Linked DNA regions of Homo sapiens: region 1 is linked to region 2. A link is a loop called in an ENCODE intact Hi-C map of the cell type or tissue named here. Cell type or tissue: breast epithelium. All regions are shown on one strand. Each heading gives the region's core, and the rest is flanking DNA. Links, peaks and the distances in the headings are about the cores only.

What was found. Peaks named below come from ENCODE experiments on the same cell type or tissue, not always from the same donor. Only the 100,000 strongest peaks of a DNase experiment are listed, where the experiment ranks them.
Region 1: a loop joins it to region 2, with 6 times the contacts of the local background. A loop is called at or near these places in 10 of 110 quality-filtered maps.

What each region holds. Positions count from the first base shown.
Region 1 is chr11:96,081,327-96,084,244 of GRCh38, reverse strand. The region is part of intron 2 of MAML2 (mastermind like transcriptional coactivator 2); the gene reads left to right. Among named protein-coding and RNA genes, the nearest start is that of MTMR2, 160 kb to the right of the region's middle. In breast epithelium, for the core only: no CTCF peak of the experiment used is centred there; no DNase peak of the experiment used is centred there; H3K27ac peaks cover 1,073 bases.
Region 2 is chr11:96,167,576-96,170,493 of GRCh38, reverse strand. All of the region lies in intron 1 of MAML2 (mastermind like transcriptional coactivator 2), which reads left to right. Among named protein-coding and RNA genes, the nearest start is that of MIR1260B, 170 kb to the left of the region's middle. In breast epithelium, for the core only: a CTCF peak has its summit at 1,536; DNase peaks (open chromatin) are centred at 1,083 and 1,653; H3K4me3 peaks cover 254 bases; H3K27ac peaks cover 2,500 bases.

The DNA.
Region 1 (2,918 bases), core at 232-2,731, 86 kb after region 2:
TAAAGCCCTGTATGATCTGAATCCTGCCGAAGTCTCCAAAGTCATTGGTTTTCATTCCCAGCCTTTCTCTTCCCTTGACTCCTACCCATTCACCCATCCTCTCCCCAAACTCATATACACTCTACACTTAGCAACCTTCATAATAAATGTCCTCCAGTTCCTGAGAAGTGTCATGCTTTCTCTCACCCCCAGGTCTTCAAATACGCTGTTCCTTCTGCCTGGAACACTTCTGATCTACTCAGCTTGGCTAACCTAATCCTAAATTTTCTTCAGTCTCAGCTAAGACTTCATTTCCCCCAGAAGGTTTCCCTGGTCTCCTAATATGGATTAGCTCCCATCCTATATGGTCTGGTAGCTCCCTCTGCTTCTTCTCTTTGAGCATGGATTACCTCTCATATATCTTTGTTCTTGTGAATCTCCCCCAACTACACTGCAAGCTAGTTGAATACAGGGGTGGCATCTGTCTTATTCACCACTGTATTCCAACCCCTAACACATCTACTATGTTGCAGGGACCCAAAACTTAGTTGTTGAACATGTGGACAAATAAATTATACCATTGACTTATCGTCCTTTCTTCTGTTCTGGGGCTTTAAGAGCCCATCCCCTCCCCCAACAGAAGTTAGGAACAGGAGCTAGCACTTCCACCTTCCTCCATACCAAGTCTGCTCTCTAAACAACATTTGCCCATGGACCTAGTCTTAGTTTGAGTCCTAGTCCTTCCAGTTCTAGTCAGAGCTGGAAAGCAGAGAATTCCCTCTCAGCTGCCCCATGGATCAAATCTATGAGATGTGATTCTGAAGAGGCCCTATTGATGGGGGCTGGACTGGCCTATATGCTGGGGAAATCATACGGATAAAAGTAAAGTAAGAGAGTTTCACTGAGGATACTCCAAGTGACTTTTTTTCTCTCATCCTGAAGGCAATGGAAAGTCATGAAAAAAACTGCACAGGTAGTTTATAAGCAGAAATATAACTTGTACCTGGCAAAAGGTAATCACTTAATTCAAATGCATTGAATGTCAGTGAATCAAAATTGCTTTGTAGAAAAGTCACTCTAGTAGCAGGATAAAGAACACACTGGAGGGGGGCAGCTCCTACCGACATCAGAATGTCAAGAATTCACCCATCCTCTGTCTCATTTTCTCCCTTGCACCCCACGTGCCACTTCTCAGAGGCCAACATTGAACTTCAGCTCTTGCTCCAGGAGATGTATTCCATCAATCATTGTATCTTACATCTTTACTCTCTCCTTTCTATCTTCAATCATGTTCAAACCCCAGCATTCTTCAAAAATGACTTTCATTAACTCTTGTACCCCTTTGAGCCCCGTTTTGAACCAGGCTTAGAACCGTTGCAGTCAGCATACTTCCTCTCTCCCTTCCCAGGTGCTACTGCCGACACCACTGCATGACCATCCACGTCTCTGCCTCCACTGCTGCTGCCTTCGTGCTTTGATACTGTAATTCTCCTTTTTACCTCCTTCTTTCCAGCTACCTTGTCCCTCCAGATGGTAGTTGGACAGCGTGTCTAAGCAATTCTGCCTTGCTCCATACTCCTTAGGGATGAGGCCAGTAACTGGCGTTCTAGTTATCTCTATTGCTTTTGCCAGACCTCCTTCCTGGAATTGCAGCTTTACCCCAGATACAATCATTTCCTGGGGCTCGACCTCACAGCGTCAGCTCTCCTCCCTATGAATGCCTTTTGCCCTACCACTGTCTGATCCCTACTGGCTGTAACATCCTGTCCACTTTGTTAGGCAGTTCTGCTGGTATCTTGGAACCCCAGCCCTTCACTCTCTCCATCCCCTTCCCTGAGTGTCCATGTTGCTATAATCACTCCTTTTCATGAAACAAAGTTAGTTTCTTCTCCCTCTAGTACCCACAGCACAGTGCAAACCTTTCAGTATAGTTCTTACCATACTGTATTATAATTTCGTTTAGGTCTCTGGTCCACCGAACTGTGAACTCCTGGAGGGCTGGGACCATGACATTGCTTTTTCCCCTCTCTGAACTCACAAAGCATTTTGCATCTCTCATTACATTCATTGCTTTCTACCTTGAATTGTAGTTAAGTCCATACCTTAACCCATCTACTAGACTTCAAGCTCCTGGAAACCATGTCTGTATGTAATTGATCTTTGTACCACCAAGGGCAAACACAGTGCCTGAGAGAAAGTGTCAATATACAGGCAAAGAAAAAAAGGCAGGACAAAGGAAAGAAAGAAAAGAAGTTATGCGATGGGGGTGTGTGTATATGTAGGCTGTATAATCTTGAAATCAACGAAAATGAAATGGGTTTGAATAATTTTATATGAATTTTAATATAAAATATACATTATTGAGAATTTATATATTACTTCAAAACTGTTGCAAATATCTTCATGTCCATGTGACTCTGGCCAACTTACTTAAATTCCCTGAAACTAAGCTGTGTCATCTGTAAAATGACAATGACAATACCTGTTTTTCAGGATTGTTGAAAATTTTCCATGGTGCATGAAATAACCCATGAGATATACAACGAACACAGGGCCTGCGCCTTGAAGGCAATTGACAAACGTTAGTTTGCTTCTCATTGCAAATAAGCACCCTCCGATAAAATAATACAAATTAAATATTAGTAGAAACTTGCAATGGGTGATTTTCAAAACTGAGCCCTCATTTAACTCTGAGTTTCCAAGCAACTAAGGTCAAAAGGAAGAATGTGGGAATACAGAAGTTTTTTTTTTAAATATATGAAAACCATACACATTCATTAAATGGAGGCAAATTTTTCCTGGAAATAAATTCAAAGGTACATTTATCATCAGGGGAATTAGGTAACTTGATGGACATCTTCCACTGGGAATTTTGGAAAGACACCATGACACTGTTGACTTTGATGTTTCTGTTTTTAAGCTGCATTATAAAATCTTAT
Region 2 (2,918 bases), core at 185-2,684:
TTCTAAAAAGCTTATCAGAAAGCAAACTGTATCTGTGATAAGACTGAATAAACTCACTGAGAGGCCAATTTTCTGTGCTTTTCGCTGGTATGATAAAAATAATTACACTGGTACTCTGGTGAAGATGAGAAGCATGGATTAGCCATTATCTGTGTCTGATTAATTTTTAAATTCCATTAATTACTTATTAATGCAATTTGGAAGAAAAATCTTTCATCCCATGATATGGGCAGAGGAGGGAGAAATAATAAAAGGCTGGGATTCCCTTGTTTGTGAAAAGGTTGGAAAATACCACCCAAGTGGACATTGGAATGTAGAATGTGAGCACGATGCTGGGCAGGTGCACTGTAGCACATGATGTGCCCTGAACCAGTGGAAAGGGACCGTGTGATGCTGTGCATTCTCTGAACCTGTATCCTCTTGAAACCAACAAACAGAAGGCATTTTTGTTGTGGAGCCCTCTGTACAATGTACAGCAAAATAACTCAGAACCAGAGATGTTGCTCCATGTTAGGTAATACTAGAAGAATAAAGTTTTACTGGTCGGGCACGGTGGCCCACGCCTGCAATCCCAATACTTTGGGAGGCCGAGACGGGCAGATCACGAGGTCAAAAGATTGAGACCAACCTGGGCAACACGGGGAAACCCCGTCTCTACTAAAAATACAAAAATTATCTGGGCATGGTGGCACGCACCTGTAGTCCCAGCTACTCAGGAGGCTGAGGCAGGAGAATCGCTTGAACCTGGGAGGTAGAGGTTGCAGTGAGCTGAGATCACGCCACTGCATTCCAGCCTAGTGACAGAGCTAGACTCCATCTCAAAAAAAAAAAAAAGTTTACTTTCTTTTCTGTTTGTCTTTTCTTACCCCATTCTGCTGGCATAACAGAAATAGAGGTTAAGAATGGGAATTGGCTTTACAGAAAACCAGCCATGAACTCACTATTGCTAGTGCCTTTCAATTTGCGTCCCAGGACGTGACCAGGTTACTTCCTACAGATGACCTCAGCAGGACTTTTTTAGAAGGAGGAGCTCGAGCACCCACCTCCTGGGTTGCCCATCCCCAGGGCCTGGGAGCAGGAAAATGCAGCATTTGGAGAAAGTGCTAGATGGAACAGGTTTGCTGCAGGCAGAGCAGGAGGAAAGAGAATGGGTCTTTGTTTCAGGTGTGCTTTTTCATTCCTGTTACAGCTGAGTGCTGGATAAGGATGCACAGTGGAGCTGGCACTCTCTCTTCACTTTAAAAAATCCAGTTGTGTTGCTATTGATTGACATTTGGAAACTGAAGCTGAGGTTAATACAGAGTAAACTATTCTCTCTTATGAAGGGTTATTAACTCGTTCAGGCCTTCTGTCAGTGGTATGTAATTCCCTGCATGGGAGTCAGAACAACAAAGTTGGAAGGTTAAGAGAAACTTAACCCACCCATCGTAGAAAGAAGAGGCCAGAAAAGCAAAGTGGCCTGCTAAAAGTCACATCAGCAATTTATGGCAGATTAATAATAATAAATTAAGCCTACATGAAACTTATGGTGTAGTTCAAATCTGAATAGCACCACTAGGCACCCTAAATACCATTGCTGCGTTGCCAATTCTTGTGAAATAACCCAAGTGGATTACACAGAAACGTTTCTCAAATCCCCACACCAGCCAGCACAACTTTATGACTCATGTGTTTGTAGCTGATCTCAGCATAGTGAATTTTATGTACTTCATTTCCTCCCTGATGTTCTTCCATGGAAGGACCCTGAGGTTCACAGGGCACTATGCCATCTTGAACAGCAGGATTTCTCCAGTCCCTGTGCAGGGGACAGTGTGTCATTCTGGGACCCTCAATGAGGAAAGGCATCTAAGAGATCTCTCAAGGACTAGTATTTTTCAAAATGTGATCCAACAACCCTCCATCCACAGGGGGCTCATTAGAAATGCAGGTTCTGAGATCTATTCCAAAATTACCAAATCAGAAATGGAGCAGAAATATGAAAATTTAATGGGTTTCCTAGGAGATTTTAAAGCACACTAAAGCCTGAGAGCCACTGCCCTGGGCTGCCTGGACTTCATCTCTCCTCACCATTTTCATTCCTGGGAATGAGATGATATGGTCTTTGACTAGAGTTAGATAGGTAGATAGATAGATCTTACATTTAAATAATATCTATCTACTAATTCAGTCAGCTTTTATTGAAGGCTTTCTATTACTAGGCACCATAATGGAATTAATAAAGGTAGAACACCTACCATATTCTATACTGATTGCTTTCATAAATTAACTCCTTTGATCCTTACAACTTTATAGTTACTACTGTTATATTCATTCAACGGAGGAGCAAACCAAAGCACAGAGAGATTAAGAAAAATTTTCAAGATTAGAGAGCCTGTAAATGGCACAGAGTTTGAACCCAGGTAGTCAGCTCCAGAACCCATGAGCTTAACTACTATATGATATACTCTTCTCAAAGCTGGAGAGGAATAAGACTTGGTTATTGCAGCAACCCTCCCAGCCCCAACCGCAGGAGCTCACAGTCTCAGCAGGAATCCAGACTTCAGACATATACATAGGTCATTACATATGCTTGTTAATTGCTATGATAATGTATGAACAGAATGCTATGAGAATTAGGAGGAAATTATTAACTGCCAACGGTGTCAAGAAAGGCTTCCAGAAAAATATATGGCTCAGTGAGAACAGGATTTCTGTCTCTTTAGCTTCTTCTAGCACAGTATTTTACAAATATTAGGTGCTCAAAATAAATATGTTGAATGAGTGAATTAATGAATGAGATGATTCATTGCAGCTGGTATTGAAGAATCGGGAGGAGATTTTGTGACAAGTAAGAGGGAGAAGCATGCACACAGCCTGGAGGAGTAAATGGCTACAAATAATTTGTTTTGGCAAAAGACATTAAATGTGACAGGAGCAAA